3 separate regions of the Mus musculus genome follow, and all the other regions are linked to region 2. A link is a loop called in an ENCODE intact Hi-C map of the cell type or tissue named here. Cell type or tissue: gastrocnemius. All regions are shown on one strand. Region 1 overlaps Map2k6 (mitogen-activated protein kinase kinase 6). Region 2 has its middle 27 kb from the start of Gm39445. Region 3 overlaps Map2k6 (mitogen-activated protein kinase kinase 6).

Region 1 (2,500 bases), 120 kb after region 2:
GCAAGATGTATTCCGAGCCTTTGCTGACTTTCTCCCTTTGCTTGGGAAGTCTCTTCCCTCGCTCTTTTGCGGTAAGGTGAACTTTAACTTTTTCCTTATGTCCTTCCCCGTAGGCAAGAAGCGAAACCCGGGCCTTAAGATTCCAAAAGAAGCGTTTGAACAGCCTCAGACCAGTTCCACGTAAGTTGGCCGGATGATGGTTCCATTCCAAACACTTGTATTTTACGAGCTTGCTGTGGGGCTCAATTTTTTTGGACCCGTGAGCAAGGTCTTCAGTTTGCACATGGCTGTTGGAAAATACATTCAGCCCTTTGAGAGGAAAGTTCTTTGCTCACGTTTCTGAGCTCTAAAACAGACTTCTAGTCTACACTGACCCACAGCTTTGAAGTCAGTGTCTCAGATTACTGGCTGTGTGAGAGCTATATACCATATGGGAGCTGAGATCCTATATATATATACCCAGCAAGTTCCCCAGGTGTGGACTGGCTCAACACTCCCCTCTAGATACCAACGAACAAACAAATAAATCCATGTGTTTATGTGTGTGTGTGTGTGTGTGTGTGTGTATGTGTGTGTGGCAATAATACTCTTAAAATTGAGTTGAAATGGGAGGGTGGTATTTGATGGTATTCATGGCATTTTGACACTTAGTCCTGACTGTAGGTACAGAACAAACGAAGGGAATGCCTCTTGATTAGCGGAAGCTGTCACCCAAAGCCCTAAGTGAGCTCAGGTCCTCTTGCATGTCTGTGAGGTTGGCTGGGTATCTCCCATGCAGCTGGAGGTCTTAAGAATCAATGCATCTGTGTCCAAGGAGTGGGGAATCCAAGACCATAAACCATGAAGCGCTGGAGCGGCAGAGCAAGAACGGAAGAGCCCAACCCTGAGTCTGTTTAACCTCAATTCACTAAGCCTCCTGGTAAAGGCAGTTTGACCTTAGCTGTGAAGCATCGTATCAGAAAGAGCACCCCCTAGTGTTAGGATGTGCTCATGAAAATGACCGAGAGATTGTCCAGGATAGAAAGGCCCTGGCTTGCCATGCAGCAACAGAGAGAGACTTTCTAGGGTTGCCGATAGACTGAATTCAGTTGGAATATTCCTTTCATGATGATGTGTAGGAGGAAATTCTTCCTCTTCCTACGTGAATATCGGGTTTGTCTGAAGGGAATTTTTCGTCTGCATAGTTTGCCATTCTCTCCAACTGTAAATGTGAAAAAAATAAAATGTGACCCTAATTCCTTAGCATTCCTCTCTGGCTTGTAGAGCATGCAGTAAACTATGACTCTTCCTCGTGCTATCTGTAAAGGACTTTATGGGATCGCACTTTGACATGGTTATAGTTAGAGGGGGTTGCCGAGGAATGAGCATGAGACTCCAGTGTACTCTTGGCTGAGTCTATAGACACCCGCCTGCCTGCTTGTTAACAACTTATACAACTCTACAGTGTTCTCATAACCAAGGAAGCCATGCTGGCGCACATGCGAGAACTTACTTGAGTTCACTAGCCATACAAGTGGTCGCGTGTGTGTGTGTGTGTGTGTGTGTGTGTGTGTGTGTACTTGCCTGTGGAGTTCAGAGGGAATCCATTTTCTCTTTCCACCAAGTGGCTCCCAGATACTGAGCTCAGGACCCCAGGTTTGGTAAAGCCGAGATTGTTCTCCACTGAGCTACCCTGCCTTCCTGTGACTGGCTGTTGAGTTATTTATGTATTCTACGCACAAGGACTTTCCCAGTTATCTCATTTGACACTACTTCTTTCAGCATGTAATTCATCTTTTTCATTCTTTCATTGGGCTTTTTTTTTTAAACAGGGCAGAAAAATTTGATTTGATGAAATATTATATATTTTTGATTATATATATATATATATATATATATATATATATATATATATATATATATACACACACTGTAGCTATCTTCAGACGCACCAAAAGAGGGCATCCGATTCCATTACAGATGGTCATGAGCCACCATGTGGTTGCTGGGAATTGAACTCAGGACTTCTGGAAAAGCAGTCAGTGCTCTTAACCGCTGAGCCATCTCTCCAGCCCTGGAATATTATTTATTAGTTGTTATTCTTCCTACAGATTATGCCTCTGATACATAAGAACTCTTGTTACCTCTGGCCCTGAGGATTCTCAGTGATCCTGCTTAGAAACTGTACCTTTACCTTGAAACCCAAGGTCCATTTGGAGCTCAGGTTTTGTACACTGTCTATTGCACTGAGGGTTTTGGGTTTGTTTTTGTTGACACATTTCCAGTTGATGTAGTTCAGATGGCTGTGAACTGTCCCTTCCCTGTTGAATTGCCATTTTCATTTGTCTGATAGTAATTGGGCTATTTCTGCATTTTTTTTTCTATTCTGTTCTCTTGACTTTTCTGCTCTTTCTCTGGGCTCACGATATCTTATTATGTCATAGGGAATGTGGTTTCTCCTATTTTGCTCTTTTGGAAAATTAATTTTTTTTTGTTTTCTTAGGTTTTTGTAATACACACA
Region 2 (2,500 bases):
GGGAACCTCAGTTGAGAAAAAGACTGCCATAAGATGCAGCTGGAAGGATTTTTCTTAATTAGTGATTGATAGGGGAAGGGCCCAGCCCATTGTGGTGCGGTTCCCTGGGCTGGTAGTTCTTGGCTCTATAAAAAAGTAGGCTGCAGTGATGAGCAAGCCAGGAAGCAGGATCTCTCCATGGCCTCTGCATCAGCTCCTGCCTCTAGGTTCTTGCCCTGTTTTAATTCCTTCAATGATGCAGAGCAATATCGAAGCATAAGCCAAATAAATCATTTTTCTCCCCAACTTGATTTTTGGTCATAGTGTTTTGTCACAACACTAGAAGCCCTGACTAAGACAGAGGGAGGGCTGAAGAGATTTCTCAGTGGTTAAGAGCACAGACTGTTTGCCAGAAGACCTGAGTTTTCTTTCCCGAGCTTAAGTTGGATGGATCACCACTCCAACTTCAGAGGGTCTTATGCCCTCTTCTGATGTGTGCACTCACCCTACCACCACCACCCATGTATATACATAATTACAATTAAAAACACATCTTGCCGGACGTGGTGGCGCACGCCTTCAATCCCAGCACTTGGGAGGCAGAGGCAGGTCGATTTCTGAGTTCGAGGCCAGCCTGATCTACAGAGTGAGTTCTAGGTCAGCCAGGCTACACAGAGAAACCCTGTCTCGGAAAAAAAAAAAAAACACATCTTAAAAACCAAGCCAAACAAACAAAACCAACATAATACAGGCTAGAAAGATGGCTCCACAGTTAAGAGTACTGGTTACTCTTAACCAAGATTCCCAGAACTCACTTGGTGGCTCACAACTGTCTGTAACTCCTGGCCCAGGAGATCCAATGCTCTCTTTTGGCCTCTGAGGGCACCAGGCACAGATCTTATACAGGCAGGCAAAACACTCATACACATAATATAAAATTAAAGGGAAAATTAAATTAAAACATAACAGAAGGGCTAACTCAACCTACTTTTTAAAACACACACATATATTACACACTTTAGATTACAGTACAGCATTTTAGCTTAATGCATTATACATATGACATAGAAATATATGTACATATATGATACTCCATTAAATGAATGCTAGCTTATCCTAATACGTGCATACATTAATTCCCTATGACAAATACAAAACCTTTAGAGAAATCTACCGATTGACTTCTTTTTCATTCCCACAAATAACAAGACAGCCACATAGCTATATCTGAAAACATTTGTTTTGTGTAAATACATGCCCACATTTCCTCTATAAATATATAACATTCCCTGCTAACTCAATTCTGTCACTTTTTGTGTGCTAGACTATAATTTCATATCATGTCTATATAAGAAAACAGATTATAAAAAAGAAACAAAATAAGAGAAAAGGGAAAACAGTTTACAACATCAGATATTTGTTTCAACAATAAAAACTATTTACTTATCTTTATGTTTTACCTGCCTGTTTATGTGCAGCACATATATATGTGTGTAATGCCCATGGAGGCCAGAAGAGGGTGCCAGAGCCTCTGAAACTGGGGTTCAAGGTAGTTGTGAACCTCCTTGTGGATATTGAAAACCAAACCCAGCTTTAAAAGCCAAACCCATTAGCACAATATAACTGCTTTCAACTGCTAAGCCATATCTCCAGCCATATATTTTGAAATAATTTTTATAAAAATGATATTTTGCCGGGCAGTGGTGGCGCACGCCTTTAATCCCACCACTTGAGAGACAGAGGCAGGCGGATTTCTGAGTTTGAGGCCAGCCTGCTCTACAGAGTGAGTTCCAGGACAGCCAGGGCTATACAGAGAAACCCTGTCTCTAAAAACCAAAAAAAGAAAAAAAGAAAAAAAGAAAAAAAGAAAAAGAAAAAGAAAAAGAGAAGAGAAGAGAAGAGAAGAGAAGAGAAGAGAAGGAAAGGAAAGGAAAGGAAAGGAAAGAAAAGAAAAGAAAAGAAAAGAAAAGGAAAGGAAAGGAAAGGAAAGGAAAGGAAAGAAAAGAAAAGAAAAGAAAAGAAAAGAAAAGAAAAGAAAAGAAAAGAAAAGAAAAGAAAAGGAAGAGGTCTCAGCCGCCACACCAGGGCTATCCTGGGACATCCTTAGAGCAGCGCTTTGCCACCTTCCAGTCAGAATAAGAGATTATGTCAAGATGCCCTGCATCAAGACACCTGCCCTGCCACGTGTGGCACACCCCTGCTACACATGACAATGAGTGTGCACAGAGTCATCTCCGCTCTTCCAGGAGGAGTCGGCAAGGAGGACACTGCCCAGTATTTCTTCAGCAGAAGGAAGACCCCCCCAAGTGAGAAGCCTGGCCCCCTTCTTTCTGATAAAAGCCTTACCATCATCCATCCCATGGACTGAATCTAGAAGCAACCCAGACCTATGGAGGATCCCCACTCCCACCCCCACCCCGTAAGGGAAACAAATGATATAAACTATGCTATCGATCATCCGTGGTCAGTCTCAGAAACTAGGACACCTACAACAGCCAGCTTCATTCCGATCTGAATGATG
Region 3 (2,500 bases), 130 kb after region 2:
TAAAGCAGAGCTTTTCCAGGCTACAGGAAGTGGGAAAAAATGACTCTCTCTCTCTCTCTCTCTTTCTCTTTGTCTCTCTTGCTTCTTTACTACCCTTCCTCTTCTCCTGTTAGCTCTTAATTTTCATTTATTTTTATTTGTGTGAGTGCATGCATGTGTGCATGCGTGTGTGTCTTTCTCATGCACACAGAGTGTGGGTGTGCTCACCATGTACACGTGTAGGGAAGGATGTCAGGTCCTTGCTCTGTCACTCCCTGTCCATTTCTTTGAGGCAGGCTCTCACACAGAAGCAGCAGGAAATCCCCAGCGACCCCCAGTTTCCCTACAGAACTGGGTCAGTGGGGTGTATGACCAGGGCTAGCTTTTAATGTGGGCTCTAGGGGTTGAACTCAGGTCTCTCATGCTTGCACTGTGTGTGTGTGTGTGTGTGTGTGTGTGTGTGTGTAGGTGCCCAGCCACCCTCAGCTCTGTCATATATTCATCCAGTTCTTCATCAATCTAATCTATTAGTGCAGAGCCCACAGAGGCCAGAAGAGGGCGTTGGTCTTCTGGAGCTAGAGTTACAGGCTGTTGTGAACTGCCTGATGTGGATGTTGGAGTCTGAGCTTGGGACCTCCAGAACTACAGCAGGTTCTCTAGTGGCTGAGGCATCTCGGTAGCCTCAAAAGCCACCTTTAGTATAGATGTTTTGAATAACATTAAGAAGACCTAAGAGCCGTTTAGGAAAATCTATTCTTTAAAAATTCTATATAGGGATTCTCAATAAAGTGATAAAGTGTGTGTGTGTGTGTGTGTGTGTGTGTGTGTGTGTGTGTGTAATGTGTGTGTTGTACCCTATGTGACTGTGGGCACTTTGTCCTTGTAGAGGTCAAAGGGCAACCTCAGGTGTTGGCCTTTGCCTTCTACCTCCTGTGAGACAGCACTGTGTTGGTCATTGCTGTTTACATCACGTTAGCTGACTCCTGAGCTCCTGTCTCTCCCTTCTCCATACAAAAATGCTGGGATTGAATGCACATTCATTTTCATCCATTGAGCCATCTCTCCAGCCCTCACAGATCACTTTAGTTTGGTAATTTTTTTTTTTTTTTTAAATTCCTACTCCACATATGGGAGCAATGACATAAGATAAGCAGGGGAGACAGGTTTTCCCATTTTGAGATTCACAGTCCTGAAAGACGCAGACAAAGTGTGAAGAATTAAAAGCCCAACTGGAGAGGAACGCGCTGCGTGAGTCAGGGCCTTTGGTGACGTTTGTGTGGGGTATCTTGGCAAAGACAGCCCTGCCAAGGCAAGTGGAGAGTCGAGAGCCCTCTGGTGGCGAAAAAGTAACCCTTTCTTCTCTCCTTCAGACGTCAAGCCTTCTAATGTGCTCATTAACACACTGGGCCAGGTGAAGATGTGTGACTTTGGAATCAGTGGCTACCTGGTCGACTCTGTTGCTAAAACGATCGATGCCGGTTGCAAACCATACATGGCTGTAAGTACCAGCACGTAGCGTGCTTGTGTGCGTCTACCCATGCATGTCTGAGAAATGCACCTGCTTGCAAAACCAGGCAAGAAAGTAAGAAATGCATGCCTATAATGGAGAATTGGAATGAACCTCGGATTTGAGAAAGATTCTGCCTTGTGTCATTTTCTTAGAGGTTTTATGTCAGAAATCATTTTCACTCGCTCCCAATGTTGTCACCATCCTTTGAGGTTGCTATAACAAAATACTGTAAACTGGACACCTTACAGAACACAGTTTTGTTTTTTTTTTTTTTTTTTTTTTTTTTTGACTCTTTTTGCTCTGGCAAGTCCAAGATCAAGATATTGGAAGACGCAGGTTGTGGATGCTGGAGTCTGTGGTGAGGGCCCGCTTCTCTGCCTTATTTGAGGTTCCTGTTGCGTTCTCAAGTGGTGGAAGGAGCAGGGACCTCTCTAAGGCTTCTTTTATGAGGATACTAACCTCATTCATGAGGAACCTACCCCAAATCTACAGCCATCCAATAGAAACAAGACTTCCTGCTATGGTCACAGGTGGCATACTTTTTTTTTTTTTAATTTTATTTTTATGAGTACACTGTAGCTGTCTTCAGACACACCAGAAGAGGGCATCGGATCCCATTACAGATGGTTGTGAGTCACCACGTGGTTGCTGGGAATTGGACTCAGGACCTCTGGAAGAGCAGTCATCTTGCCGCGGAGCCATCTTGCCAGCCCCTGTGGGATATGGTTTTAACATGTACATTTTGGGATGACACAGAGACACAAACCATAGCATATATATTGCCTTTCGGAATTATCTCAAAGGGGCGTGTTATTTGAAAATGCATGTAAGTAGTAGGCACTTGCACTCAGTTTTACACACTGACTCACACCCGAATGTTAGCTTGATTGCTAAGGATAGAAGACTATGGAGATCTTAAATTATCCACACAAGGGAGCTCTGGTCATCACAGAATGGCCAACTGGAGGAATACATTTATCTTAGAAGGGACTTGAGTTTGAGATTGAAAAC

Evidence for each region. Hi-C counts contacts between places; a loop is a spot of excess contacts. Peaks named below come from ENCODE experiments on the same cell type or tissue, not always from the same donor. Only the 100,000 strongest peaks of a DNase experiment are listed, where the experiment ranks them.
Region 1: a loop joins it to region 2, with 4 times the contacts of the local background. A loop is called at or near these places in 39 of 42 quality-filtered maps.
Region 3: it touches region 2 in a loop (7-fold over the local background); 39 of 42 quality-filtered maps call a loop at or near these places.

The regions. Positions count from the first base shown.
Region 1 is chr11:110,482,426-110,484,925 of GRCm38, forward strand. It overlaps Map2k6 (mitogen-activated protein kinase kinase 6), which reads left to right. Exons shown (of 12, transcript NM_011943.3): 2 at 114-180. Among named protein-coding and RNA genes, the nearest start is that of Gm39446, 6.9 kb to the left of the region's middle. In gastrocnemius, a CTCF peak has its summit at 986 (motif pointing left); a DNase peak (open chromatin) is centred at 962; H3K27ac peaks cover 920 bases.
Region 2 is chr11:110,363,712-110,366,211 of GRCm38, forward strand. No RefSeq gene overlaps it. Among named protein-coding and RNA genes, the nearest start is that of Gm39445, 27 kb to the left of the region's middle. In gastrocnemius, a CTCF peak has its summit at 1,493 (motif pointing right); a DNase peak (open chromatin) is centred at 1,496.
Region 3 is chr11:110,494,990-110,497,489 of GRCm38, forward strand. It overlaps Map2k6 (mitogen-activated protein kinase kinase 6), which reads left to right. Exons shown (of 12, transcript NM_011943.3): 8 at 1,350-1,477. Among named protein-coding and RNA genes, the nearest start is that of Gm39446, 19 kb to the left of the region's middle. In gastrocnemius, CTCF peaks have their summits at 525 (motif pointing right) and 1,319 (motif pointing left); a DNase peak (open chromatin) is centred at 1,295; H3K27ac peaks cover 751 bases.